Regions from separate parts of the Mus musculus genome. Here region 1 is linked to region 2. A link is a loop called in an ENCODE intact Hi-C map of the cell type or tissue named here. Cell type or tissue: left cerebral cortex. All regions are shown on one strand. Each heading gives the region's core, and the rest is flanking DNA. Links, peaks and the distances in the headings are about the cores only.

What was found. A loop is a pair of places that touch in the nucleus more often than their neighbours do. Peaks named below come from ENCODE experiments on the same cell type or tissue, not always from the same donor. Only the 100,000 strongest peaks of a DNase experiment are listed, where the experiment ranks them.
Region 1: a loop joins it to region 2, with 14 times the contacts of the local background. A loop is called at or near these places in 2 of 42 quality-filtered maps.

The regions. Positions count from the first base shown.
Region 1 is chr9:46,694,069-46,709,302 of GRCm38, forward strand. No RefSeq gene overlaps it. Among named protein-coding and RNA genes, the nearest start is that of Gm22805, 71 kb to the left of the region's middle. In left cerebral cortex, for the core only: no CTCF peak of the experiment used is centred there; DNase peaks (open chromatin) are centred at 8,664, 9,363, 9,863, 10,305 and 1 more place; H3K27ac peaks cover 3,109 bases.
Region 2 is chr9:46,426,728-46,441,961 of GRCm38, forward strand. The region is part of intron 1 of Gm31432 (a long non-coding RNA gene); the gene reads left to right. Among named protein-coding and RNA genes, the nearest start is that of Gm31432, 45 kb to the left of the region's middle. In left cerebral cortex, for the core only: CTCF peaks have their summits at 7,179 and 8,348; a DNase peak (open chromatin) is centred at 8,160; H3K27ac peaks cover 1,633 bases.

The DNA.
Region 1 (15,234 bases), core at 4,538-12,537, 270 kb after region 2:
ATTCTCGACAAAGTAGTATCAAGTCAAATCCAAGAACACAGCAAAAAGATCATATATCCCAGTCAAATGGCATTTAGCTCAATACACCTAGATAAAATATGCATAACATTAACAGGATTAAGAAAGAGAGTACCTTAGTAGCTGCAGAACATGTACTTGATAAAGTTCAGCATCCCTTCATGATAAAGAAGATCTCAAAAATAAAATATAGAAGAAACACTCCATCCCATCCATACGGCATAGCTGAAAAGTTCAAAGTTGACATCATAGTCTGTGTGGGAAGCCGAAAGCTCCTTCTTTGCCATCCAAAACAAGCCTAAGAATTTTTTCATTTTTACCATTCTTATTTGACGAAGTACCAGGAGTGCTAGCCAGAAAAATAATTCAGCAAGAAAAAGAAATAAAGGGCATTCAAATTGGAAAGGATGAAGTCAAATCGTCCCTGTTTGCAGATGACATGACTTATGTATCGAAGAAACCCAAATCTGTTAGGATGGATAAATTCAGTAAACTTGTAAGATACAAAATTACCATAAGAAGCAGCATTTATATATGCCAGAAGAAAACTACCGGAAAGAGGCATAAAGAAAGTAATCTCATTTGAAATAGCTTCAAAAGGACCCAAGAAAAAGATTTGACAAGAAGTTGAAAGATAACTATGGTGAAACTTATTATATTGTTGGAAGATCTGAAGAAAATGCATGTATGTATGCACACATATGATGGGAAGACAGCCCATGTTCATGGACGAGGAAGACTGATTATTTTTGAGTGCTTGTAGTCAAACCCAGGGCCTTAGCTACGCTAGGCAAGCACCTTATCATGGGACCTCAACTTACTATTGATAAAATGTCCATCCTACCCAGAGGGAGCTACAGACTTAATGCAATTTCTATAAAAATTCCAAGAAAATTCTTCACAGAAGTATAAAAGACTCTTAAGATTAATATGGAGATAAAATGACTTTACATAGTCATGGAAATATTATACTTCCTGAATCAAAAATTATGACAAAGCTAGAATAACTAAGTAGTAAATACTAAGATGAGAGATACATGGACTAATTGAACTTAATTAAGAACCTAGAAACAAATCCATTGGCTTGTAACCAATTTGACTTTTGCACCAAGAACATACACTGGGGGAAAAGATAGTCTCATCAATACATGGTGTGGTTATTTATACACAAGAGAATGAAACCAGACCCATATGTATAAGACAAAGTTAAAATGGACTAAGAATGTACTAGAATAAAATATATGGGCAATACTTATGGGGGGTATACATTGAAAGACATAGGAACAAAGACCCACATTTATTGTGGTAGCATTCACACTAGCCAAGATATGAGTCAACGTATCTAGGCAGCCATCAATAGGTATTGGTAAAATACAGATGAGGAAATATTGGTGAAGATGACTGAGGAAATGGGGTATTTCTAAACATAAGTAGACTACACAATTCTTCCCCACAAAGAGGGAAATCCTGTAACTTGGTACAATATGGGTAAGAGTGGAGGGCAGTTGGGCACAGAGAGACAAATTCTGTCTGAATTCCTCTCTTTGTGACAGCCACAATTGTGGAATTGAAACATAGAGTAATGGTTAGTAGAGGCTGGGATGGGTAGAGTCAGAAAGAGACTAGTTGGTTGATGGTTATGACATTATAGTTAGGGGCAAGTTCTCTTGTTCCATAGCACAGTGCAGTGAGTAGAGTTGATAATTATGGTACATTTAAATTTTAATGGGCAGAGGAGAGAATTTTGAATGTTGTCACCACAAAGGAAGGATGCATTTTTGAGGTGCTGTGTATGCTAATTACTCTTATTTGATCATTACACATTTTATACATGTATCAAAATATCACACTGCTCCTTATAAACATGTATAATAATTACATGTCAATTAAGGAACAAACAAGCAAACAAAACACTCACACAGAAACCTAGATTTTAGATAGTAGGTTAATTTGGGTGACTTGAGAGCACACACGATAGTCTTTTCACATGGAGAAGGTTTCTTTCCTGCTTCCTAATTCCTCCTACTTAATGATCCTCTCAGAAGAAATTAAGGTCTTTGACCTATTCTTGAAGTTGTGAAACATTCATCTAGTGGTAATTTTCTCTATTAACCAAAAATATTATAAAATAGATTATGGCACCCCAAAGCTTCAAAGTCAGTTTGGCCCAAAAGACAGTTTGAGGTGTGGTCATACTCGGATCTTGATCTTGCACCAAGAGCTGGTTAGGAGCTGACAAAGGTCAAGGACAAGTCAGAGCTACAGTAGACCTGGTAACCTTGGAGACAGGACCTGAGAGCCACTGCCGATTAAATCCATGACCTCATGCCTCTGGCCAGATGCAGGGCTATTGCAGTTCCTTAGAGGGCACTAAAGCTCATCCAACTCTTTATCAGTTTCTCCTCCTGGTGCTTTCCTCCTAGACTGGAAAGGGCAGAAAGTTATAAGGAATGCCTTGATTCTCCATAACTGCTTCCCTCTTTGTCCCCTTGGGAAAGGGACAGATATTGTTGTTTTATCTGCTGAGTATATATGCTTCCCACTGGGTCTTAAATGTACTCTATGTTGATGAGATATTGGAGCCCCATGGAGACTTTCTTTCTTTTGAGGCAACTATTTTGTCAGGTGAATTTTTGACCAAGCCTTGCTTGGAGGATGTCTGTCTGTCTGTCTGTCTGTCTGCCCTACATGTATGTGAATATGTATACACATATATGTATGTGTGTGTACAGAGAGTAGAGGTTGATGTCTGGTATCTTCCTCCATTTCTCTCCACCTTATGTTTTTGAGTCAGGCCTTTCACTGAACTCAGAGCCCACAGAATCAGCCACATTGGCTTCTGATCAAACCTCAGGGATCCTCCAGCCTCTACCTCTCCAGCACTGGGACGTCCGGCATGCTCACTGCACCAGGCTTTTTTAGAGGACCTTCAATATGATGTATTTTTAGTTAAATCCAGCTGCTACCACCCACCAAATGTTGAGAAATTGTTCTATAGTAATTCCATTTCTCCTGGGTTATCTACAGACTATGTATAGCTCTTGCAATGGGTAATATCTGCCATGCATAAATTCTATGCTTATGAAGGGATGTTTATTTGTTTTTCAGCATTTTATTATTCAAACACTCGTAGGTAGAGGAAAGAGCATAATGAATCCCCATGGACCATCATTCAGCCTTAACAATTACCAACATATGGCTATTTAAAACGTCTATATTCTCCACTTCTCCCTACCCCCTGCTAGACACCAGATTATTTCATCTGCAAATGCTCCAATTATGCATTTCTAAGAGACCTGGACTCCCTTCGTCCTTAAACACAACCACAATAGAATTTTGCTATTGGAAAAGGAAATCTTTATTTAAAGCTTTATTATTTTTAGCTTTTATGAAAGTAATACATTCTCACTGGAAAGATTCAGATGATACCTCACGTATAAAGAGTAATGAGAAAGTGGGTCGTAAGTCAAATCAACAGCCAGGGGTAATCACCACACACCTTTTGGTATTTGCTTATATGTAGTATGCTTGGTATATGTTCCCTATATAAGTTTATATGGGTAAAATCACACTGCAGTTAGTATTTCTAGTTTTGTTTCCCTTAATCTTTTAATATGTGCATTAGTCAGGTATTTTTTTTTGGTTGTTTTTGTTTTGTTTTGTTTTGCCATGAAAACAAGTACCAAAGATAATCAATTAATCAAGAGAAAAGGTTTAATTTTGGCTCACAGTTTGGAAATTCCAATCCATGATTGGTTGGCCTCCCAGCTCTGGGCCAGTAGAAAGGTATATCATGGCAGAAGAGTGAATGGAGTGAAACTGCTTATCTCATGGTTAGGAAGTAAAAGAGAGAGAGAAAGGGTGGGGTTCCACCACCCCCTTCAGGGAATACCCCAAATGGTTTAAGGACCTCCCTCTAGGCTCCATCCCCTCAAAGTTCCATCATTTATTCAGAGTGCCAAGCCTTGACCAAACCTTTATCACTTGGGTCTTTAAAGAACACTCAGGATATAAAATAGCATATCGGATATAAAAATAGCATATTTAAAATTAAAGAACGAGATGCACACAAAGAACCGCACAGATTGCAAGGGTTCAAGCCAACACATTTTCACTTCTCATGTCAGATGGACATGGGAAGTTGTGGGGAAAGGTATTCAAACCCCTGTTAGTCACCAACACTGTCAAACTGACCCCATCAGTACAGGCTGGCTCATGCTTGTAAATGTGTGTGAGTGTGTGTGTGTGTGTGTGTGTGTGTGTGTGTGTGTGTGTGTGTTCATGTTGGTGTGTGGACTCGCATAAGTGAGAGGTCAACACTGAGGGTCTTTCTTGATCTCGTCTCCACTCTATGTTTTGAGACAGAGGCTCTCACTAAACCTAGAGCTCACTAATTTGGCTGATCTGGCTGACCATTGAGCTCTGAGACCCAGCCTCAGTGCTGGAATTGTAGACACAGTGCTATGCTCAACTTTTTCTTATGTGGGTTCTGGGGATCTGAACACAAGTCCTCATGCTTATGCCCCAGGCCCTCCATGGATCCATCGTCCAGCCTCTACATTTTAACTAAATGGAATCAGAATGCGTGCTCTTGTCTGAGAGACTTCTTTGTACCACATGATAGATAGTCTTATAGAACATCGGTGGTGTTAGACATGCCACTAGTTCCTGAACTTTCTGTGTTCCATACCACACTCCACTTCATGACTACATCTGCCTTTCTCCATTCTACTGCCGATGGACGCCTGTGCTGTTATGAGTCTCTTTGGGGAACACATGCATCTGCTTCTACATACATGTCTGCATCACATTTTCTAAGGAAAATCTTAGGAGTGCTTTTCCTTGCTTATACTTAGACAAGCCATCTATAAGTTCCACTTGTTCCACATCTCAGGAGGCTAGTACAACTGAGTGTTTTCAGGTGAGTCCTCCATCCATGGGTACCATCTTCCATCAGACAACGGTCTTTCTCCTGTGGGGTTTTCCATACCTTTTCTTATTGAATGTGGGAGTCTTTGATATATTCTGGACATAAGATTTGTTTTTGTCAAATATGTGTACTAAAAATAGCTTCTCTCACTGAATACATAGCCCTTTTGCTTTAAATGTGTCATTTTAAAAATAGATGCTTTAAATGGTAATATAGCCCTGTTTAAGAAACACATACTGTGGGCTCTCGAGGTATCTCAGTGGACAACGGTGCTTGAGGTAAGTCACGTGACAGCACATGTGATGGGTTTTCCAGATATCTTAACTTCTTTAGTTGTGCTTTGGCAATTCCTATGCCAATTTCATAAGAACCTTCACTTTTCGGGTATGCTATCTTACTATCTAGTAGTTTAAACCATCCAAATTATCACTTACATATAGCATCGTCTTCAGGAATGCCTTGATACTTTAATACTTTATATTTGCATGTAAATTTTACAGTTTTTCAGTTTCTACAAAATTATGAAAGACAATTATGTTGAGACTTTTAGGAGGCAAAGGCAGGTAGATCTTGTTGAGTTGGAGGCCATATTGGTTTACATAGCCAGGTCCAGGCCAGCCACAGCTACATAATGATGAGACCCTGTCTCAAAAAATAAATAAATAAAAAGGTGGGCATATTTTTTGGGGTGGGATTAAAACTTAAGTCAATTGGAGAAGAATTGAGAGCTCTTTAATGGTGCTTCTCCCAATCCAAAAATCCATCCCGCCACCTGCCACAGTCTTCTTTCACAGTGATAAGAGGATTTTTTTTTTTCCTAGAGGTCCTTGAACATCTTATGTTATATTTACTTTAGATGTTTTGAAAATGTCATTTAAAACCATTTTTGTTTGTTGGCTCTACACAGGCATACTATTCACATTTGTGCATTGAGCTCTGATTTCTGTGGCTTAGCTGAGTTAACTGTATCCTGTATCAGGAGTGCCTCGTCTGTACCATAGCAATAACACGCATGGGAACACTCCCTCTTCTCATTTACACATTTCTCTTCCTTCCCATCTAAAGCATACACAGTGTTGAATTTTATCAAATAATTTTTCTTTATCTCTTGAGGTGATCATGTAATTTCTCCCCCTTTTTCATTTATTCTGTTAATTGGCAAATTATAGTCAGTTATCTTGGTAGATTTTCAAATAGTACATTTTGCTTTCCTGGAGTCAGCCCAAGTTCATTGTGCTGCGCTATTTGTAAGTAACTTGTTTAGGATCTTTGCCTGAGAGAGATTGATTAGTAGGTTCTCTTATTGAACTATCTTCATCAGATTCCACAACCAAGATTTTATTGATTCCACAAATAATTTCTTCTATTCTTTGGACAACATATACAGGATTGCCTTTGCAGGATTGTGAGTGTGGTACCTGGGCTTGTACCCAGGGTCTTTCATATGCTGGACAGGTGCTATACCACTGAGCTACATCCAAGCCCTGTCTCTTAAATGTGTAAATGGGATTTGTTGGTGAATCCATATGTATCTGACTTATTCTTTGAGTGTTATATAAACTGGTTTGCTTTGAGTTCTAGGATTTTTCCCCCTAGAATATTTATAAAGAAAGGACATTGAATTATGTCAAATACCTTTTCGTATCTCTTGACATGATTTGTCTTTGTCTCTTTGTATCTCTTAGCATGGTGAGTTATATTATTTTTTGAATGTTAAACCAACCTTGCCTTCCTAGCCGTGGTGCATCATGTGTTTTTATATTGTTTTATCATACTTGCTCAAGATGTCAGCTATTTATAATTTTATTTTAATTCCTTCACTAACTTTTTTACTTGTTTGTTTGTTTGTTTGTTTTTCCGAGACAGGGTTTCTCTGTGTAGCCCTGGCTGTCCTGGAACTCACTCTGTAGACCATGCTTGGTCTCGAACTCAGAAATCTGCCTGCCTCTGCCTCCCAAGCACTGGGATTAGAGGTGTGTACCACCATGCCTGGCTATTCCTTAGCTAACTTATTGGTTGTAGCTGCATTGAACCATGTTAGTGATTTATTGAGAATTTATTTATATATACACCTTTAACTGATAGTAATCTGACTGTAAGATAGCAGGCAAAGAGGGGAGGTCAGAGGGAAGGAGGAGAGAGAGAGAGAGAGAGAGAGAGAGAGAGAGAGAGAGAGAGAGAGAGAAAGAGAGAGAGAGAGAGAAGAAAGGAGAGGGGAGAGAGAGAGGGAGAGACAGGAAAAGAGGAGGTGGGAGAGAGGTAGAGGGAGAGAAACAGAGAGAAGATGAAGAGGAAGGAAGAGAGAGGGAGAAGATGAGGAGAGAGGGAGAGGGGAGGGGACAGGGACAGATGATAGGAAGCATTGCATTCTTCACCTAAGGAAGGGTTAAAGCATTGCTCAGTCATGATGGGGCGTGGGGGTGGGGGATGGGGGTGGGGGGTGAGGGAGGTGGGTGAGTTCTGTGGAGAAGGTAGATACTAAGGCACCTGATAAATTCCTACTCATAGCAGATTAGGAGCTAAATAAATGTTGAATAAACATATGAACTGTGTAGCCCCACCTCAGAAAGACTCCACCACTTATTTATTTATTTATTTATTTATTTATTTATTTATTTATTTATTTATTCATTCATTCATTCATTCACTCACTCACTCACTCACTCAGTCACTCACTCACTCACTCACTCACTCACTTACTTACTTACTGTGTGTATGGGGGAGTTACCCCATTTAAAGGTCAGAGGACAACTTGTGGGAATCAGTTCTCACCGTCTACCACATGAGAACCAGGGATCAAACTCAGCCTGCTTGGGAGCGAGTGTTTTTTTCTTCTGGGAATCTCGCCGGCTCCATTCCACAATTTTGGAAGCGAGAACATCAGTTTGGTGTGGATTAAAACACATCGCAGGGACTCTATGTTCTCAGTGATCAGGAGAAAGGAACACGAATATCTTCCTTTCCCTACCTCATGTCACAACCAGCCTTACGTCCTTGTTAAATCCATCCAAGAAGCAGAACCGCTATACAGAATGTGGTGGGCACTCCTTCTTCATGCCCACTGAAGGTTTAGCAGGGTGGGCCCTCCTGAGCTCTCTGAGCCTGCCCTGTAGGGGGTGTGTCAGTTGGGAGGTTATCCAGGTTAGTCCTCCTTCCCCTTTCCTCCACCTCTAAGGCTGATGCTGCAGCCTTCCTCCCTGCCTGCTGTAACAGGCTCATCAGTGCCCTGCCTGGGGAGCTCAAGGAGAGCACCTCCCTCTCATCCCCAGGCAGCGCCAAGAGGACCGCTCCCACCAGCAGCATCCTGTAAATGGCGCTACTAAATATTTCATTCAGGCTTAACAACTCAATCTGCCTGCCATTATCCTGAGGGCCCCCGCAGCCCCCCAACCCCTTTCTGATTAACAAAGTAGCTGGCCGGGAAGATCTGCCGAAGCCATCATCGGACGGACGCTGTGTTAGCTGGTGCTCAGGGCGGGCTGGGCTGAGGCTCAGCATTAAGCAGGAAGCATCGATTGCAGCATTAGCTGGCTTTTTACATTCCCAGGCAGACAATGCAAGTACCTTCAATTATCTTCAAAGCAACTGAAGGGAAGGAAATTGGTCTTAGATGTGGTAAATAGACTCCACAAAGTCCGCTGAAGCATGCAGAGATGTGCGCACTGGGGACAGAGAGGCCTAGCCAACAAGCCCCTGCCATAGCTGCTCAGAATACAGACAACTATGGCAGGGGTCCCGTGCCTGTGAGAACATAAAAGGGTGTCCCGGCCAGGCTGTCAAATGCCAAGGCAGCTGTGGGAGAGATGTGACCCTAGGAGAGCAACGAACCCTCTCAAGGCTCATTTTCTATATTAGTGACTATTTGGGCTAATGGCAGCTACTTTACATGGAGCTGATCTTGATTTCAGGTTTCTGTCTTCTTCAGGTTGCCCACCTTCCCCTGCGCCCCCTCCCCTCGCATCCCCAGTTCTTAGCATGCGGTTAGTTGTGGGGGTTCAAGTCTACACTTCCCACTCTGCTAGCTGCCATTGACATTGACAGTGTTTGTTTTAGGGAAGGGGCGTGGCACCGCTAAGAGGCTGGTGAAAGCTTTGTCCATCTGCCCATGGAAGAGCTCACAACGGCACAAAAGAGTGGGATAGAGGTTTGAGCCTAGCCTGGACTACACCAGTGAAACCCTGTCTCAAAACCAAAATAATCCCAAGAGTCAAAACAAAAATAAGTGCCTAAAACACACAAAGACACAATTTCCCTGTGATTTCAAGATTTCAAAGAATGTAATGAGAATGAAGCTGGAATCCCTATACCAGTGTTTGCACCCATAGACGACGTGTGACTCACAATCGGAATATGTCTGCGGACTGCTTGAATAACTTCAAAGAGGCATTCCAGCTCTGTCTGTTTAGAATTCAATTCTATTCAAAAAGCATCCGGGGGAGTGCTTACTGTGGAGAAGGCTCTGGACTGGATCCTGTGGAGAATACAAGGATGCGAGTCCCACCCACAGGGCAGGGAATGAGACACAGAAACACAGGGCAGGGACTCTAGAGGTTACAGTTGAGGTTCATCCATTTGAAGGGTCCCCTTGCTGACCTTCCAAGAAACAACTCCCGGGGGTAAGAGGTTTGTGTCTTCCCGTTCAGGCTGACCCTGGAGATTTTAGTGGGCAAACATTTGGGACTGACTGAGAGAAAAGGAGAGTGCGTGGTAGTATGTGCTGTATAGGTTCTCACCCTTGATGCTGGGTAGAGCGCGAGGGCCCAGCAGCTAACACCTGCTCAGTGCTGTCCAGTACCCCTGCTGGGTTAATCTATTCAGCAGGGGCATCATTATGCATGGACAATTTACATAATTTCACCAAGCCTCTGATTGCAGGGCGCTCAAGTGCCTATTTTGGAAGCTGGCAAGAGAGTATGTCTTTGTCTTTTCAGGCCATGGAGAGGGTGCGATGTGGGAGGCCAGACCTGCTTGTGTAAAGCTGGCCCTGCTCCTAGAACTGGCTCTCTGGGGCAGAGTCTACGAAAGTGAGCGGAAGTTTCCTCTCGGGGGCTTGTTTCAGGAGAAGTAGCCCATTCCCACCCCAGCCTGTTTCCGTTTCCTTGCTTGTAACGACTTCCTTTTAAAAGGATAAAACCCCTCGTGGACGTTTTAAGGAGTTAAGTAACTATCAGCAATGGCTCCTGTTGGGGCTGTTTGGATTTGAAAAGAAAATACTGAGATGTAAAGATATCAATATTTAATTGTCTCTCGAAGCCTGCATTTACAGCAGGGAGTAGCAAGTCTTTTCTGAGTGCATGGGCACGTGTGCGTGTGCACCCCAGCATGTGAACATGTGTGCGTGGTGGTAGTGGCTGCCACGGTGGGGGTTGTTTAACAGAGGAGAAAATTTCAGGAGCCTTATGCATAGTCACTGTCATTTCTTATTTAACTCTGCTCCCCATCTCAAAAAGTAAGGGCTGACAGGGCATGAATTCTTTTTGATTAACTCAACCAATAAGTGCAGGACACTTGGGTGGCCCTTCTTTGCCCATAAGACAGAATGAACCTTATAAAAATAGAAGAAGTTTGTGGAGCTGCCTGATGCCATAGCTCCCACTCAGATGCTGGGCTGTGAGAAAGGCTGGCCTAGGCAGGGCTCATCTTCCCCCGCTCCAACCTTGCATGGTTCCTGGAACATGACAGATGCTCAATAAATCCGTGTTGAGTGGTTGTTGGACTCTTTAAGCATTCCCTCTAGCTTTGTGGTCATTTTCTGCCCACACGGCTTCTCCCAAATGCTTGGCAGTTTCCCAGAAAAAGACACATACATCCCAGAGAAAGAAAAGAGACTCAGAGTAGTTAATGGGGCCCTGAGAGTATAGAAAGCTGGACTAGGAAAAGGGAGAGCCTAAAGCCCTGTGATCTCTTTCACGTGGTACCATTAGAGAGTTTTGTATGAGACCCTGGAAGGAGCTTTTGGTCTTCTGGAGAGGAGAACTGTGAATATTCACCAAAGGAACGTTTCAGGGGAGGAAGGAAAATGAGGTTCTCCACCGTGGTGGGCAAGGACAAAAATGGTCCCTACCTCCTTGTAATATATGTTACGAGGAGCTCCTGCCTCTGCCAACAAAATGTCTTAGGCTAGGTAATCTGTACATGGTGGCTATTTCTTTTTCATAGTTTTGCATGTTGGGAAGTCCAAGGACAAGGTGACAGACAGCAGGCTGAGTGTTGGTATGGGTCTTTCAAGATGGCATTTTTGGGAGATTCTCTAGAGGGGCCAAATGCTTCAAGAGGCAGATGAGGTGGGAGGGGCAGAAGGGGCAACCCCTTCCTAAAGCCCCTTCTGAAGGGTCCTAACTCCATCAGTATGAACTTTGTCCCTTTTAAACCACCTCTTACATGCCCTGATCCTTAATACTATTATGTGGGGAATTAAGTGTAAATACATGAATTGTGCCCATACTTAATTTCATATTACAGACACCCCCATCTTATAAAGATGCTGGATAAACCTTTGTCAGGGGTCTTCAGGATTTTCCTGAGGTATCAGGAAAGAATAAAATGGCATGCAAAGTAGAAACAGAAAGCTCTTAAATGTGTCAATGATGCCTTCACAATGTTGAGGCCATACTCAGCTTATTTCCTTTGGAGGATCTTCACAGATTCCAGGGAGAAGTCAGGCAGGTTAGAAGAAGGGGCATGCTACCTCCATGTCTGTGGGTGTGTTTCCAAATGTATGATAAAAGAAGAAGAAGAAGAAGAAGAAGAAGAAGAAGAAGAAGAAGAAGAAGAGGAAGAAGAAGAAGAAGAAGAAGAAGAAGAAGAAGAAGAAGAAGAAGAAGAAGAAGAAGAAGAAGAAGAAGAAGAAGAAGAAGAAGAAGAAGCAGCAGCAACATGGGAGCCCCTTTTCTTACTTTCTAAGAAGGAATCTTCTAGAGTGCTTTTTGAATGTGAGCAATAGCTCCTCCCTCCCTGGCTGTGCAGACAGCAGTGACATTAGAACAACTTTCCATGTAATTCTTTACATAGATTTCCAAGGGATTTTTTTTAATAATATCATTTGTTCAATTCAATTCTAATGAATATGGATTAATTTTCTGCATTATAGCTATTGATCTTTGGCCATTGATCTGGAGAAGGGAGTATCTCTGTTCATAAATCCCTCCATTTGGACTGAGGGTTCCCCTGGGAGCAGAGATGGGGAGTCATAGGCAGAAAGAGATAGAAAAGCTAGAGCGTTGGATGAACTAGAGAAATGATTTGAGGGAGATGGAGAGGTGAGAAACATATTGGTCACTCCCCATCTGATTAATCCTTTGACTCTTCCAATCCAAGCCCCAAGGTCATTGTCTTCTCCTCCTCTCCCTCCTCCTCTTCTTCTTCTTCCCCCTCCTCTTCCTCAACTTCTTTCTCTTCTTCTTTTCCCCACTTTTCCAATTCCTTTATCTCACAAAACTTTTTCAGATTATCTTCTTATATAGTGCTAAAACCTCACATTCCCCAGACCTCTATTGCTTTATCTCTTAGGCCACTGACCTTTTCCACTGTGTACAAATCTTCAGTGTACTGTGTACTGCAAAACCCATGAAACTCAGAGAGCCCACTTCTTCTCTTTAGTACTTTTGACCCAACATCTAGTCCAGGCAGACTCACTTGTATGGTGAATGAGGTTTAAGATTGTAGTGGGTAAAGAATGGTCTTTTTTCTGTACCGTTAACCCACACTGAGTTCTTCCCATAGTTTGCGTTTCAACAGTCTACACTGGAGTAGACTGAGGACAAGCTTATCCCAGGAGACACTCTCTTCCTTCCTATCAGACTCTCTGTATCAATTTGCCAATCATGTTGCTCTCAAATAGGAGAAGGTAGCATTCTGTTAGCAGAAGTTTTGAGCAGTCTTTTCTTCTTTTCTTTTCTTAGACTTTCTACTCCAGCAGGCATTAAATGGATGGTGTCCAGTTATTAATGTGAGCACCCTGGGCCCAAATCTTGTTTCTCTTCTCATGGACTTCCTTCTTTTACAACAATTTCTTCAGGCCGCCTGTCCCAGAAGTTTCTACAGCCTATCTTCTACTTCTTTAGCTATCTATTTCCCTTTTCTGAGAACTGAGACATATAATGGCAGTGATGGTAGTAGAGGCATAGATGTGGATAGTGTTCTGTTCTGAGTGTCAAAAAGAGGCAACCTTGCTATTACAGTGGCACCGGTAGGATAGAGAGAGAGGAAAGGCCTTAGAGTTTGGGGACAACTTTTCTTTGCAAGAATCTTAGGATGGAGTAATGGATTGATGGATTAGAGAACATTCTAGTATAGCCTCTGAAGTAGTGCTGTTTCCACAGACTCTTGAGTTTAAAATCCTTCCAATTATCATCTGGACAGCACAAAGTCCTATTCTTGGCGCTTCATTCAAAGCCTGTCTTCCACCATGTCTCTGGGTCCATTTTCACTATACACAATTGGTCCAAAGAAGAGGCCTTGCTGTGACACCTAGAAGTGGGATGGAGAACAGAGATGCAAACACAGCAGGTGTGTGGAGAGCTCCGCACCTGAAGATGCCAGAGCATCCTGTGGAAGATGGGTGTGCTGGGCTCAGACTTGTATAAGAGCTTGTAACAAACACTGCAGCTCAGGCCATGCTCCACCTTTGTCCATTTGTTCAGTTTCTTCTTAAGATTTGTGCTCATCCAGGTCTCAGCAAAAGACAGGGGCCATCTCCACTACAGGAAACATTTTAAATGTACCAAGTTCATATACAGGCTGACAGGTAACCAAAAGTTTCAAGCACCTGGTTAAGGCAACAAAAAACAGTGGAGTATCATGGAAATAGCACTGGAAACCTTTGAGGGAGACCTACTTGCCTGACTTAAGCTGGTGTTGCTGAGTTTGCAGAATGGCATTGTGGGGTTAAGACTCAAACCTTTTAAGGAGGAGTTTTACTTGGCTGAAGGACACCTGGGCTGTATTGGGGAAAACTTCGAACTGTATCGCAGCTCTGGGCTCATTTGACAGAAGCAGAAAGCAAAGTGTAACTCAACAGGGATATCATAACTTCTGCCTCCTTCTTTTCTCTTCCTCCTCTTCTTCCCCATCCTCCTCCTCCTCTTCTCTTTGTAGTCTTCCTTTAGCAACCTCAACTGAGAAGCCTCTGCTGACAGGGAGAAAGCAGCAAAGCAGACACCACCCTGCTTTTAAAACAAAATTGCAAACGTTTGATTTACCAAATGAAGAGTCAGGAGCCAGAAGCTGTGGTGAAAGCCTGCCCATTCAGAGAGGCAGAGAAAGCATCCAGGTGACCTTCTTGTCCTACTGATGTCCCAGAAGGACAAAGTTCTTTCTCCTTCTCCATGCTGTCTTAAATACCCTTCAACCCAAAGACCTTCTGTTTCCTTTCCTGGGTTTTTTTATATTCACTCCCTACTAACTGCTTGCTTGCTCTACCTCTTGACCTATGGTTGACTTTATTTAGCTCTTGTTTACAGAAAGGTCTTAGGTTAAAGATGTGTGCTGGGGCTCAGCCACACCACAAGAAAAAAACCCCAGGGGTTTCTAGTTCACAATCTCAGGGTTCCCAGTGTGATCAATTATCCTGCAATACCATCCTGCTGTGACTTAGGAAGGATCTACTTAGAGGGACAACAGTTTCATAGATCACTCATTTGGATACTCAACATTTGCACACGACTTTCAACATGATTTGAATTCCTGCAACCATGTTAAAAATCTGTTCTTTTACCTATACTATACTGAAAAAGATGTTCCCATTGTTTCCTCAAAATAAAGACACACAAAGTTTCAGCTCTTGTGCCCATCTTTGGGTGACAACCATGCTGTTACCAGGCCATGTTAACTCCTCTGCAAGGTAGCACAGTTCCTCCATTAGAATATTTTATTCTTTGAAGAGTAAATGTGAAGGTAATCCCGGACATATTATAATGTAATAAGGGAAAGGAGCATGAAATAAAATAATCCACAGAAAGAAGCAAGTATACATGGTTGCTGTCAGCCTTGCTGATGTAATTGGTCATAAAGTGTGTGTGTATGTGTGTGTGTCTCTGTGACTGTGTGGTATGTTTGTGTTTCTGTCTGTATATGTGGTGTGTGAGTGTATGTGTCTGTGTGGTGTGTTTGTGTGTATGTGACTGTGTGGTATGTTTGTCTGTCTGTATGTGAGTGTTTGTGTCTGTGAGTATGGTGAGTGTTTGTGTGTGTGTGATGTGTGTCTGTGTGTGGTATTTATGTGTGTGGTATGTGTGTGTGTGTGTGTAGTGTGTGTGGGTGGTATGTGTGTGAGTGTGTGTATGTCT
Region 2 (15,234 bases), core at 4,415-12,414:
ATTGATTGAACCAAGGTTGGAATTCAAGGACTCTTGAGTATTAGAATTACACCCTATCCCAGAAGCTCTGCTTTGAAAGGGCTCAGTAGTTAGATCAGACCCAAGGTCACCTGATTTAGGGACCTGCAAAATTCCTTACAGCAGTTCTAGATTTGTGCTTTATTGGCTCTAGGGACAGGCCATCTTGGAGGCCAGTGTGGAAGTCTGTCTACTGTTGAAAGTGTTCTCTAGCATGGGGACTGAAGGGTCCACAGTACTTAGAGGATGAAGCCTTTCAGGTAGAGAGTCGAGGCTAAGCAGTGGTGGATATGGGGAGGCAGAAGGAATGTGGGTGGTATGGACCCTGAGCGGAGCGATGGGGCAGGGTGGGTGCTGTGTATACTGGGGTAGGTGTTCATCAGGTAGGGCACTGAAGGTCTTCAAGGACAGTGGTGGCCACTTGGGATGGCTCAGGAGGAAAGGGATTAATGGAGAGTAAGAAGGGCAACAAGGGCATCCTCTGTTCTCCTGAAGAAGCACCATGCTTCTCTTCTGTCTCCACTCCGGGGTTCATGGCCACTTGGCAAATCTTACAAGGCATCACAAGGAGTCCAGCCTGTGCTAAATTCCAAGGACAGGGTGCTAACCAATTTGGACTTCACCTGTGTCCTCTACAAGAGGCTCAGAGTTATCTGAAGAGGAAAGAACAAAGCGAAGAGTTTATGCAGAGGGCATGCAGCAAATGGGAAGATGGGCGTCAGTGGAAGCTCTAAGGAGTTTCTCTACCACATGGTCCTGGTTTTAAGAAGGCAAAAACAGGAGCCCTTCATCCTTGCTCAGGGGCTAGGAAGGGAGAGGAGGGTCAGAGGCCTGTGAAGTGCTTTCCTGGGGAACTTGCCTGGGTCGTTTTTTTGCCTTTGCTCAGGAGGACGTCTGGGCTGGCTCTGGGCGAGTCCGAGACTGTAATTCTGAGGGAATAGAGAGGTAGAAGAGAGTACAAAACTGTTTGATCAGAGTCTGACCTCTGGAAAAGAGCTAAGTGTCTTTTTGCTGGCAGCTGCAGCAAAAGGTGCAATCATTAGAAGGTGGCATTTTGCATTAAAATTGTCCCCATCAGCCAGTGACATTTTCTTGTTCCTTCTGGTCAGGAGACCTTTTAGTGCCACAGATTCAAATGATTCAGGCATCAGAATTTCTCTCCCAGAGGGCGAGAAATGTGGTCCAATCACCCTGGGGTGGCCGTGTGCATTAGCCAAGGTTGAAAAAGCAGGTGAACTAGTGGGTTAGTGGGCACTGCAAGGACAGAGCCTGAGCTTGGTGGCACAGGCAGAGCAGAGCTGCACAACTGAATTTCGTGCAATGGAGCCTTTTTTGTATGTGTGTGAGGCTGGGTAATGGGACCAACAGCCACGTGCTTTGTGAGTGCGTTCATCACGATGTAGAGATAGATGGACAGGGAGATGTGTATGTGTCAATGTTCACCAAGGAGAGAAATGAGCAGGTGTGAACAAGAGTGTGCACGCACATGTGTGAATGAACTCACGTGGCTTCGTTTACAGTGGGAAGCACGTATGGACAGAATGGTTTTTATTGTTAAATAATTGCCTGGAGGCAGTGACAGTTGACTCCCAAATACTACTTACCTATTTCTGGGGCCATCATTATTCAGGTAAGGGATACCACATATGCTCAAAAGCCAAGTGTCCTTTCATGTATGAATGTGTAGGTGGGCAACATATGCATGTGTGCATGCAGGTGCTAGTGGATGTATGTGCACATGACAAGCATGAGCAGGCCAGAGGCAAGTATTAGCTGTCTTAACTGATAGCTCTCCACCTTGGTTTGTTTGTTTGAGACAGGGTTTCTCACTGAATCTGCAGCTCACTGGTATGGCTAAGCTGGCCGGCTACTGAACTCCAGGGATCCCCAACTCCCAGTGCCAGGGTTAAGGTCTGGTGCCACCAAATCTGCTGTTTTCTGTGGGCGTTGTGATTATGAGCTCAGGTGCTCATGCTTGTATGGCAAGCTCTTTACTGACTGAGCCATCTCCACACCCTCCCCAGAGTCCCCCTTTGTGTCTAAGTGTGAACGCCTCCTCTTCAGATAGGCTTTCTTTAAGCACTTGAGGCTAAGTATGTTCCTGGTCCCCTCCAGGCTTCCCTCCATTGATGTGTTTTTCCTATGAGCACCATCTTATTGTGTATTTGTGTATAAGAGCATCATCCTTTTACATCCTACAGAATAGTGTGCCCTTTGCAACAGTGGACTGTTCTAATTCACTTGTCTACATAATAGGAACTCAGTACAGCTAACTGAGGAGTGACTGTGTCCTTCTGTTGTCCCAGGACTGGCTGAGATTGAGGAGATGCAGGGATGTTGCTTCCATGCTGGGATCATGGTACAAAAGTTGGCTTTCAGGGTGTATGAAGTCCTTATCACAGAAAATAGTCAGAGACTAAAGGATCATGGCTATTGACTGGCCTATACCCAATGGTGGGGTGTCAGCCAGTGCTGTGCTGTGGGTTATAAGGACCCTTAAGGGTGGACCCCATTGGCAGACTCCCAACATCAACCTTGTTGGCTACCAACTGCATGAGCACACATATACGTATGTACCGGCACTCTCACACATATCTGTATACATACACACTTGAACACACACACATATATAAAGGTAAATATAGGCATAGATAGATAGATGATAGAAAGATACATAGAAATATACATATATACATATACACACATATAGATTCAGATATATAGACATAGACAAAGCTAAATGAAGATGCTGTCCCCAAGGCCTCTGATCCCAACCTTCAACATTACACTCCAGTCCCACCAAAATGACCTTTCTAACAAAGCCTTCATCCATAAAATAACCCATCCTGCCAAGTCTAGGAGACAAACCTGGGTCTTTGCACAAAACAGAAGCCAATGGCAGGCTGCTCTTTCTTTCTCTGCCAGGAGAGCAAACATGTTCCCGTAGGCTCATAAGCAACCTTAAGAGCCTCCTCTATGCTGCCTCCTCTATGACATGTCCCCAGCCTTCCAGCTCCCTCCTTGCTCCCTCCCCAGCCCTGGATCCATGGCAGTCAGTGAATTTTAATTTGTTGTTCTACTGGACTACAAGCTTATGACTAAGCTAGTACCTGACTCAACCCCAGTTCTCGACAAGGAAAGCTAAAAATTGACCCTCAAAACAAGTCTCAGGTTGGGAGTCTAGTAGCCATCTGCAGAGAGAATCTCTTATGTTCTGTATGGAATCGTCACCTGTCAATAAAAACCTGTTGGCCTATTAGCTAAGGCAGGAAATAGAAGGTGGGAGTTCCAGTATAGAGAGGTTGGAGCTCTGGGAGTTAGAGGTTGGAGATTGGTCCTGAAGTCTGATGATGAAACTGAGGAGAGATAACCAACCATCTGGCAGACCTAGACTAGAATAAACAGGTTGTATCAGTTACGAGGTTGTTGGGGAATGAGACAAAGCTTATGTCCTAGACGTTTACTCGTAAATAATTGGGTCTCGGAGTTATTATTCTGGGGACAAAGAAGCCAAATAGGAAAGACCACAGCTACATCCACCACATCCTCACACTGAGCCCTGGCGTCAGACTTGGGGTGCCATTTCTCTGAAGAGTTCAAGATCCAGAGTAATTCTGGTGAGGAGGGTAAGGAAACCCCTGGTTTTGCCCGACATCCCCACTTCCAGCATAAAACCAAAAGTTCCTATGATGAGCCTGCGGGAGGGACCTCAGAGCTAAGGATGACACAGGAAGGAAGTACAGCTTCAGAGAGAGGCCATTTTCCACCACAGGTCCTCTCCGGGTGGTGACAGAGGGTCACCTGGTATGTGGTCAAAAGTCTAAGCCAGGCCTGGAGGTGCAGACCCGATATCCTAGCTTCTCAGGAGACTCTGGTGGAAGAAGGCAAGGTTCCAAATGCAGAGGGAGCTGAAGGCCAACCTTGGCAGCTTAGTAAAACCTTATCTCAAAATTAAAAAAAAATGAAGTAAATTATGTAAAAATAATGGTATAGGTCAGTAACAAAGCAGCAGTGTAAGTGAGGCTCTGGGTTCAATCCCTCTGCTAAAGGAAGAAAACCCAAGCAGGCACGGAGCCCATTTTCCACAGGCACCACAAAGAGCATCCTCACCAGGAAGATCAGGGCAAACTATCTCTAAGTAAGGATGGGGACTCCTTACTTAGGATAATATTGGTAATGACCTACCTATGACCCATGCTAGACGCTCTATCCATGCATGGTGGCTGAATGAGTGACAGATGACCCCTGAACTCACCTGAGATACAGGCTTTCTTGGGGGGAGCAGACCCCACCTCAGGACTGCCTGGGGGAGGCTCTGCCAGGAGAACAAGAGCCCTGCTCGGCTTATCGGGAAATCAATAAGGAGGCGGGCCAGGCCCTGGGCAGGCTGACATGCTGTACACAGGCCTTCTGCAAACACAATCACCTCCTCAGTTATTAATGGGCCTCGCTCGCTGCCTCTTCATTAGTGCTCAAATATCAACAGAAAACCGTTTACTTACCATGGGTTCCTGCTCGCGCCGAGCAAATTTGGACAGGGCTAGTCAAACAGGGAGCTTGTTGTTGGGCTAATGACAGAGCCCAGTGTAAAGTTTAGCAGTAGCGGAAGCAGGCAGAGAGGGCACCGGCCTGCACCTGTCCCCCAGGGGCAGCCTGGCAAGAGCTAGAGGAGGAGCCGTACCTGTGGGAAGCCAGCAGCCCGGGGCCCATAGCTGTGACGACACATACTGAGCATGCGGAACCCTCAACTATTTGGCCAGCCTTCACCTCCAGATCTTCACCTGACCGTTAGAACTGGATCCTGGCAGGATATAGAAAAGGATGTGGGCTGGGCAGTGGTGGTATACACCTTTAATCCCAGTACTTGGGAGGCAGAGGCAGGTGGATTTCTGAGTTTGAGGCCAGCCTGGTCTACAGAGTGAGTTCCAGGACAGCCAAGGCTACACAGAGAAACCCTGCCTAAAAAAAAAAAAAAAAAAAAAAAAGAAAGAAAGAAAGAAAGAAAGAAAGAAAGAGAGAAAAAGAAAAAGAAGAAGAAAAAAAGAAAAAGGACATAGGCCAGAGTCTGAGACTGTGGATTTCATAGCTACATAGAACTGAGGTTCAAATCCTAGCACTGGCTAACTCTGTGACCTAGCCTCAGTTTCCCTTCTGAAAAATGGGCAGTCTACAGCTGAGAGGCATGAGGCTTTGATAAACTTGACACTCTCCCCAAAGGTTGTGTGTTTAGGAGGTAACAGACCCAGATTGGGAGCATGGCTCTGACTCTGAGCTTCCACAGTAACACACACACACACACACACACACACACACACACACAGACCATCAGCCCAGTCTACCCTGCAGCAGCAGGCATACCCCTACCTCAAGCTGCCCTGAAGGCTTATCCTAGGCATCCCTCACTCACCCTTATGCCTTTGCTCTGATTATTGATAGAACATTGGCTGAAAGAGAGCCAGACAAGGAGAAAGAAGGGCCATGCAGCTTACAGTAAGGGCAGTCTCTCAGTCGAACCCGGAACTTGCTAGTACTAGCTCGTCAGCTTGCTTTAGGGATCCCATGTCTCTCAGCCTGCTGAGTGCTGGAACTGAGGTGTGTGGCCTTGACTTTCAGGCACTTACATGGGTTTGGTTGATCTGAACTCCAGTCATCATGATTGTATGGCAGCTGATTTGTCCGTTATGCCATCACTACAGCTTGCGCACAGATGAGGTCTCGTCATCCACAGATCTTCCGCCACTGAGCATCATAGGGAAAGGATAAAGGAAGGTGTGATATGGGAACCAGGAGACTCTGACTCTTATCCTAACTTTGCCGTTAACTGGAAGAATTGCTTCCTTCCATGGAGCCCCCGGGTTTCCCTGTCTACAGAACAGAGCTGATGGTGTCTGCCTCAGTACATTTTTAGGGCTGGGGTGAGAATACGCAGAGAGATAAAGAAAAGCAACCCAGCTCTGAGATCTCATCAATGTACCAAGAAACACAACCCAAGTGTCTGAACCAAGCTTTGATTCCTAACTAGAGATGAACACATCTCACAGACACTGCATTCTTTTCTATTGGCATCTTGGGATCAAGGGCATTGAGTTAGATAATAGGGAGCAAAATGGGGTTCAGGAGCTGGGGGATTGATTGTAGTGTTGGGGTCCAAGAAAGTGAGAGAGTAGGGTTAAGCTGGTCTCTTGAGTCAGGGCCAAGGAAGCCAGCCTTGGGTGGTGTTCTTTCTCTCTGGACACGGACGCTCCTGACCTAACTTTTAGCTTGAGGGCTCTTTCTCTCTCAGAGCATCTTTAGCTCTCAGACTCAAGGGACAATCCACAGTTTTCTTCAGAGGCTGGGGACATGGGGATCTAGCCTACCCCAGCTTTTGTTCTGGTTCCAAAATTACCCTAGTCTCTCTTCCAATTTTAAGTTCTAGGAGGCCCCAAATCCAAGAGCTGAACTCTCAGGTCAGTGGGAAAGCCGAATCTTGGCAGTGTGAAATCCTTTTCTACCATGGTCATTGCCGCAATGCCTTGACCGGGTACCATCTCACTGACAGATGCAAATAGCCAGCATCAGCCTCCCCATAGATTCCAGTCCCTCACTACCACCCCTTCCCCCTTGCTAGCAGAGATGTCTGAAGGTGGTTCAGTTATGCATCAGGACCCCGTTCCTGACATGGGCACGTGTCCCTCTCCCAGTGACCTGGTGGTCTATATCAGCAGTAAAAGAAGATCTTTGTTAGGAAGGAGAAGTGGCATTATTCAATGGCACCATGAGTGGAGCCCATTTCAAGGCTCTCAGCCCTGGTTGTACTTTAGCATCACATAGAGGTTTCAGAAGAGGCCAGGAACCCATCACAGACCAACTGAGTAAAAGTCTCCAGGAGAAGCCCAAGACATTTTTGGTCTGAAGCTACCTGAAGAGTGGAGACGAGCACTGAGGACTGAGGACCAATGATCTAGAAATGTTTCACCTTCTGGATGTTGTCTCTGGGGTCCTTCCCTAGCCCTACTGGTAAAGTTGCAGAATCTGAAGCTTTCTTTGATGCCATCAAGGGAAACATGGACTTGGACCCAAGTGCCTGAGCCAAGGCCAGGAGGAAGAGGTAGATGACTCTGAGGAGGAAGAATACACACAAATCCCAGAGTGATGAGACACTTAGCTACCAGCTGAGGGCGCTTGATGCGGAGAAGTGGAGAGCAGGCCCCTGCCCTCCTCTGTTCAGTGTGCCTGAATGTCTGATAAGAAGACTTATTTCTGATAACGCACGGCCTTTTTCTTTCAGCGTTAAGAGCAGAGTTAGGGGACCACTTGAGGAAAGGACACTTTTAGCATTCTGCATCTCAAATGCAGGTGGGGCTCTGCTGTACTACAGATCCCTCAGCTCGTGCTGAGATCCTGTTTCTGTTGAGACTGTATACATGGGGGACTTGGGGAATAGGCTGGAGGCAGAGTCGGAAGGAACTTCAGATGTCATCGGAAAGCCACAGGGACGTGGGGACAGCCACTCTGAGACTGAGTTACAGTTGGGAAATAAAGAGTTAGACGGTGCAGGTAAGCCAGACATTTGATCATTGCATTGTAAACGTATCAACTGGGAAATTTTTAAAAATGCCTCAGGCTTGGGGTTTGGCTCAGGAGTAGAGTACTTGTCTAGGTGTATGAGGTTCTAGGTTCAACAACCAGTATTGCCTCCTTCTCCTAAGATAGCCTTGGTAGACATTTAATTTTATTATTTTTTTTTTTAATTTAAGGAGAGAGTTGATCAGGATAGAGATAGGGATTCATCCTTTGCCTTTGTCCTGCATCAGTGTCTGAGGCCCGGTCTCTTGAGGGGCCTGGTTGCTGATGTGAGACTAGATATTGGGAACCATTCCAGCCCAGGAGTCACTGGTACAAACCTCTGCTTATGTAGAACCATCAACACTTCGGGAACCTGGAGAAGTACACTGGGAAATGCTGCCGAGAATAAGAAGAAAAGATCTGGGTCCTAGTAGGATTTGAACAAAAATGGCCCAGGGGGGCAGGCTGCAGGAAGGGAGAGGCTTCTGGTTTTAACATACAAAGAGCTGACTAATGCCTCTCTTTAAGGGGCTGCTTGCAGATGCAAAGCCATATGGATGGGCTTGGCTGTATCCATGCAGCCCTGGCTCCCTGCCTGGGAACGAGCATGAGGCAGCGTGGGAGGAATCAATACTTTTTTCTCTCATTATGCACCTGCCTTGTCCCGTTATATAAGAACTGGCCTTTTGGAAATGGTAAGCCTCACACAGCTGGTGCTCCTCCTTCCAAGTGGGCTGAGGAGATGGAGCAGCCTGGGCACTCTTCCCCTTTCCCCCACAAGGGGTTTCCTCCCTGCAAGGAGCCCAAAGAAGTCCTCTCTAGAGGCATACATTTTCTCCAACCTACTTTAATAAGGGTTCAACCTCTTTTCTAACCCACAACCCACCAGAGGTAGTGGGAGAAAAGTTATTAGGACATGGGGGAAGTATACCTGTTTAGAAATAGTTCTTTGGGGGCAAGCTCAATCTTCGTTGTCAGGTTATCAGCAGTTCAGTCCAGTAGCAAACACCAACTATGAATCAGCAGCTGCAAACCAGTCGTCTCTGCAGTCACCATACACAGACCAGCAAGGGCAGTTCAATCCAGAAGAAACCGCAAGGCTCGTCAATTGGCCAGGGTCTGCAGAAGCAGCAAGAAGTCACAGGTGCCTCACAAGAAGTTCTTTGGTGGGTTTCTCTATGGTGTCACCGCAGGCAAAGCTCAGCAATGCAGTGTAAGGCGAACCAATACATGCGTGTCACCAGTGAAAAATATTGAGGTAGAGCAAAGCAAACCAATGCTCCAGCTCATGTGCCTCCTTTAGCAGAACATTCTTTTACATCTGTGCCCAGCAAAACATCATTCTACATAACTGACTTTGCAAACAAACCAGAAGTTTCCATTTCACCTCTCCTCCTGATTAGGACAGTTTATTCTTCTCTGGAAAAGACCTTTAGTTCTGAGTACAAAGACCATTTGCAAGTTCACCCATCGATCCTTAGCAATATGGCTGAGGGGTCCTCATGGAGGCAACTGCTATTGGAGGCAGGTAGCAAAGAATGGCTCCACCTAGTCGAGGGAAAGAGTGGTGGGAAAGATGGTGAGAAAGTGGTCTGGGCAAGTGGTGGCTGCAGGAGGCCTACCATACCATGCTGACTTTGAACTTTATTGGATGGACATAGGAGGGAGCCATTGGCATTTAAAAAAATCCTGAAGTTTGTCTAGAAGGGAAGAACCAAGGGACATAAGGTGTTTGGGGTGTCACATGTTCCTGCTGAGAGATTTGGGTGATGTTTTAAGAAGCTGGGAACAAAGGAGGGAGTTAAGATGAGTGGGGAAGAGACAATGGTCTTGGTGTCAGACTTCAAAAAAGGTTTTATTTTATTTTTTGTTATGTAGATGTGTATATGTCTGTGGGTATATGTGCATATGCATTCGTGCAGCTGTCTGTAGAGGGCAGAAGTGTCAGACCCCCTAAAGCTGGAGTTATAGGTGGTTGTGAACAATCTGATATGGGTGCTGGGCATTCAACCTGGGTCCTTTGCAAGAGCAATATGTCTTCCTAATGGCTGAGCCATCTCTTCAACCCCTGGTGCCAACTTTTGAGGCCTTAGCTATTGTAGGAAACCCAGAAAGGATCTAAGCCTCAGAGGGAGGTTGGAAGATGCAGACATGGGAGCTAATATTGCACAAAGCAAGGAGGAATGGGGGATAAGGAAGAGAGAAAAGGTTTAAGAACATAGCTGGATCTGTGACTGATGGGGAACCACAAATGGACCTCAGGGTCTAAAGCAGGTAGTGTGAGATGTAGGCAGGGGATGGCTGCAGGGCTCCTCTCTTCAGATCTAGATTATAGGCCTGCATTTAGTAGGTTCTTAGTCCAGCAGGGAAGTCCCCTTGACTTGAGTACTAGGAGACAGTGCTCAGGCCATTTCCCTCTTTCCTTCCCAGTAGTTCTGAGCTTGTATAATGAGTTGTGGTTCTAACTAGACATCAACAGGCAAGGCCAATTTTGTTGAACTACTTAAAAAAGTAGAAAGTTTAATAAATAAGCAAATGGACAAACCCCAAAGCATAGGTTTTGGTATAATTCAATTTCCTCAACAAAGAATTTCCTCAGCCTGTCTTGGCACAAGGAGTGGGTACCATGAGCAAGATAAGGCCAACTATTCGGGGAGCCAGCCTGTAATAAGGTTGACAAACTTCATGAAGAAGGGAGAGTGATGAGTTCTCCCCAAGGGTTGTGTGGGTTTGGGGTAGCCAGGCAGACCAGCTTCAGACAGATGACCCAACAAGTCATTTCCCCACAGCATTTCACTCTTAAACAACTTAAGCACACAGAGATGTGCAAAGTCTCCAGTGCTCTCATTCAATGCATGGCCTGGATCTCACTGTTCCCACTACAGTCTTGTTTCATTATCAGCCTGCCTCCTCATCCCGTTATCCATCCATCAATTAGTGTTCCTGATGAACAGCTTTACTGCTCGTTTTATTCATACCATAAAGTCCATCCACTGTAAGGGTACAGCTGGATGGCTTTTACTAACTTTATCCCATTGTGCAATTCAGTTTTAGGGCCCCACTCTTCACCCCTGAAGAATTCCTTCAGTCCTGTCCACATGTTGTCCACGACCGCTCTTGCCCCAGGCATGAGGCACCCACTGCCTGCCCTGGCCCTTATGGGTTTGTCCATTCTAGAAATATTCATGTAAATAGAAATGTGTGAGCCACAGTCTTGTGTCTGTCTCTGGCCTCAGAGTAATGTTGAGGTTTGTGGTGGTTTGAATATGCTTGGCCCAGAGAGTAGCACTATTTGGAGGTGTGGCCTTGTTGGAGGAAGTGAGTCACTGTGGGGGTGGGCTTTGAGAGTCTCCTCCTAGTCACATGGGAGACAGTCTTCTGTTTGCCTTTGGAACAAGATGTAGAACTCTCAACTCCTAGTGCCATGCCTGCCTGGATGCTGCCATGCTTCCCACCATGATGATAATGGGTTGAACCTCAGAACCAGTAAGCCAGTCTCAATTAAACGTTGTCCTTTATAAGAGTTGCCTTGGTCATAGTGTGTCTTTACAGCAATGGAAATCCTAAGACAAGGTTCACTCTGGCTATATCCCCCACCCTTATCCCCATACCCTCCCTCATTCCCCACTCCCATCCCTACCCCCATCCTCACCCTCATTCCCCACCCCCATCCCCACCCTCACCCCCATCCCCTGCCACACCCTGCTTCATTTTGTAGAGCTGTATCCCATGTGTAGGTATACTGTGGTGCATAGGGATTGCCACCATCAATGGGCATTTAGATCGTTTCTAGTTTGTCTCATGTGAATGACTGTGCCTGTGAACCTTCCCACCCAAGCCTGTGTGGACTTAGGGAGAACAAAATTGACCATCCCTAAATAGACATTGCTAGTAGATTTCCAGAAGGTTCTTCAGAGGTGCCACAGGTATAAGGATGGCTTTGCAAAGCTGTCTTTTTGTTAAAAGAGGCATTTTATCTGGTAAGAAACAGACGGGGCAGGGGTCTTTTAGCTGGTATCTGTAGAGGAGAGATCTCTTTGCATGAAGGATAGACTGCGGTTTGACAACTGGCCTAGACAGAGATGCCCACAGGTGATGGCTACCTGGGAGACTTAATCTACATGCTAAGCACACTTGTCTAGTGGATCTGCCTCCTGGCAACTCCTATCCCCACCCCACAAACTTCCACCTTTCTTTCTGTGCAGTCCACAAGTTTCAACTATTAACCCTCCTATGAGTCTTATACTTTGCATGTACTTTCTGTATATATCAGTGCATTCTGTCCCCCTCCAACCAAGGATTTTACTTTTCTTTGTAGGCTTCTAAGGACAGAGGAGGGACTGACTATGTCAAAACTAAAGGGAAGCCTTGATGCTTGGATACAAGCTATACCTAGAGGCTCAGAAAGTTAAAGCCATCATATACACAAGTGGTGTCAGCAGTTCAGGAGGGAGGAATGGGACACAGGACCACAAAACCTGGGTAGAAGCCTGGGAGAGGCAGGTGTTAGCTTGTGTCTGGAAGGCTCTAAGGACTGGTACGTGAATCAGCATGAGTGGAAGTGCCATGCAGGAAGGTTATTGGCTGTGTGTAGCAGCTAGGCTCCCGAGGAAATTAGTCCCATTGTTGGGTGACAACCCTGCTTCTGAGTTGGAGGAGAGGTGGGCAGATCAGATAGGTGACTGGATGCGTTTGTTCATTGTTAGGGAGGAAAGGACCCAGGGGGTTGAGCAGCCTTGCCCACAGTCCTCTGACACCCCCTGCTTTTAGTGACAAGGCAGCCTTCCCCCCCACCCCCCTGCTTCTGGCTCTCTTCTCACTGCAGACCTGTGTGTGACTCTCAAGGTTAGCGCCATGGGGGTCAGTCCTGTTTAAATGTTGATTACAGAGACGGTGGGAGCTGCTCAGATTTCTAATTAAGATTAAAGAATGTACCCGGCTTATAAATGGTTCTCAGGAATGTATAATTTGATTAGCCTGTTTTCTCCAGGCGTTTTAATTTCTGGATTAGTGAACGTGGCCTCTGACTACAGGTGGGACAGCTTGATCACTACACGCAAAGTTTGGGGCCTTGTAAGGGATAATGGGGGTGTCAAGAAGACCATGGGGCAAGAGAAAGCGAGTAAGCCCTGGGTGAGTGGGAGCAGGCTAGACTGCTACCTTTTTTCATTCCCTCCTCTCTCTCCTCACTTGTGGAAGAGGGTGAACATCGCCCCAGTACAAGATCAAAAAGGGACCAAAATATTGATCAGAAAGCAAATTTGCTCACCTGGTCCTCATTTATAGTCATTTATTCCTATTCAAAGTCATGAGGGGTTGACATTCCCCGTCCAGTATCCAGACCCCTTCTCCTTTCTCATTTGGAGCCCAGTTATAGCAACTGTTGCTGAATGTATGTGCATACACCATAAAGGCTGGGGCCTGCCACAGAGTCTGAGACCTACTTCAGGGGCTGAAACTTGGGCATCACCACTTGATGGGCAGGTGGACTACAGGCTCTGGCTGCCACGGGAAGTCACTCCATTATACAGGAAGCCTTCCAGTTTCCAAGACAGTCCTACCCTTTGGTCCTGGCTGCATCATGACTTCGAAAGAATCTTTAAAAACATTGGTTTAGAGAGAAGGTGTGTATATTACGCTGTGCACGTGGAGGTCCGAGGACAGCTGGAGGGAGCAGGTTCTCTCCTTTATCATGGGAGAGCTGGGAATGCAAGGTACGTTTCCAGGCTTGGCAGCCAGCGCCTTTACCTGCTGTGTCATTTCCTTGGCTTCCAATCTGACTTTTTGACACCCTAGGTGCTTTTGATTTCTTGGGTGCCTTTCTCAAACAAACAAACAAACAAACAAACAAACAAGCAAACATAAATAATAAATAGGAAACAAAGCAGATTCTATGACAGCTTTGCTATACAGATGACACATTTATATTATGTATTAAAACATTCCATTCTCTCTGAAAGGTCATTTGTTTCCTTCTGGTTTTCAAATAAATTAAAACATTTCAGGGACCCTGACCCAGAGCCTTTGGTCCCTAGTGGATAAGACAGGCCTGTCGTGTAGCCCAGAGCTCTTGACAGGCATCAAGCCTATCTGCCCGCTGACCCAGCAACAGGTGGCCTGTCTTCTGAGTCTGGCACGTTGCCTGTTGTTCTCCCTACAGAGGTCCTGAGAGGAAAACTGAATGCTGTCCTCAGGCTAGCGCTGCCCTTGGGTCATCCCTGCAGAGGAGCAGGATGGCTTACTGCTCTAGGCTTCTGTTCCGGTGCTAAGCTTCAGCCCCTGAAGGAGGCCTCAGACCCTGTGCTAGGCCCTGGCCTTGATGGTAGATTTCAGGCCCTACGGTAGGACTCGTTTTCCATTGCCTCTCTCCAATCCATCTTCTCAGAGCCACATGTTTCCCAGTGGGCAGGCCTCCTGTGTGGCCCTGCCTCCTGAGCCCAGCTCATTTTCTGATTGAACAAATCTTTTCTCTTGCATTTTAATGTGCCTGACCTCTGGCTGGGAAGGGGATGATGGTGGCCATATTTACATGGTGCCCAGCTCCAGGGTCTCAAAGTTCCTTTTCAAAGGAGTGGCCAGAGGACATCATTCTCTTGCTTGTTTAGAGTTTGTGTGTATGTGTGTGTATGTGTATGTGTATGTGTGTATGTATGTGTGTATGTTTGCATGTATGTATGTATGTATGTATGTATGTATGTGTGTGTGTGTATGTCTATGTGTGTATATGTATGTGTGTATTTGTATATATGTATGTGTGTGTATGTGTATATGTCTATGTGTGTGCATGTGTATATGTATATGTGTGTGCATGTGTATATGTATATGTGTATGTATTTATGTGTGTGTGTGTGCTCCAATCCAGGAGAGCCTCAGGCTTCCTCCTCTTGTCTACCTTGAACTATATTGTGTGGATCAGATAAACCCAACAGAGGATCAGAGGTGTGGTGGTGGTGGTGGTGGTGGTGGTGGTGTATGTGTGTGTGTATGCGTGTGTGTTATGTCTGTGTATATGTGTGTATATATGTGTGGTATATATGTGAGTGGTATGTGTATGCTATGTATGTGTATATATGTGTATGTGTGTATATGTTTGTATGTGTTTGTGTATGTGTGTGTATACATATGTATTTTGTATATGTGTGTGGTATGTGCATGTGTGTGCATGTGTGTGCATGTGTGCATATGAATGCATGTGTGTGTATGTGTGTATGAGAAGGGGTCATTTAAAGACGTTGTCAGGGACTCTGGTGATTTCTCATGCACAGGAAAGTATGGGAAGCTGGGTGCCACGGGTTTGGCTTCTTTGCCTCTGCTTCCTTCTCCTAGACCAAAGACTTCTTTCTCACTAACCCCTTATCACTGCTTGGGGATCAACAAACATTATTGAACATCATGTTTGGATTACCAGGCTCAAAGGAGCACCTGAGGTTCAAGTCTATGTGGTGGACATTATCATTTCCACAAACGGTGGGGATTGCTCTCTCCCTACCCCGCTCAAGAGCTTGTTTCCTTGAGCTTCCAAGGTGGCGCTCACACCTAGCCACCTCAAATGCTTGCTGATGGCTAAAGTCAGTTGTGGGAAGGCAGTTGTGAAGGGGGAGGAGGGGTGGATGAGAGGAGCGCAAGCACGCAAGGAAATATGATCACAGCTACTCCTGGAGGTGGCCC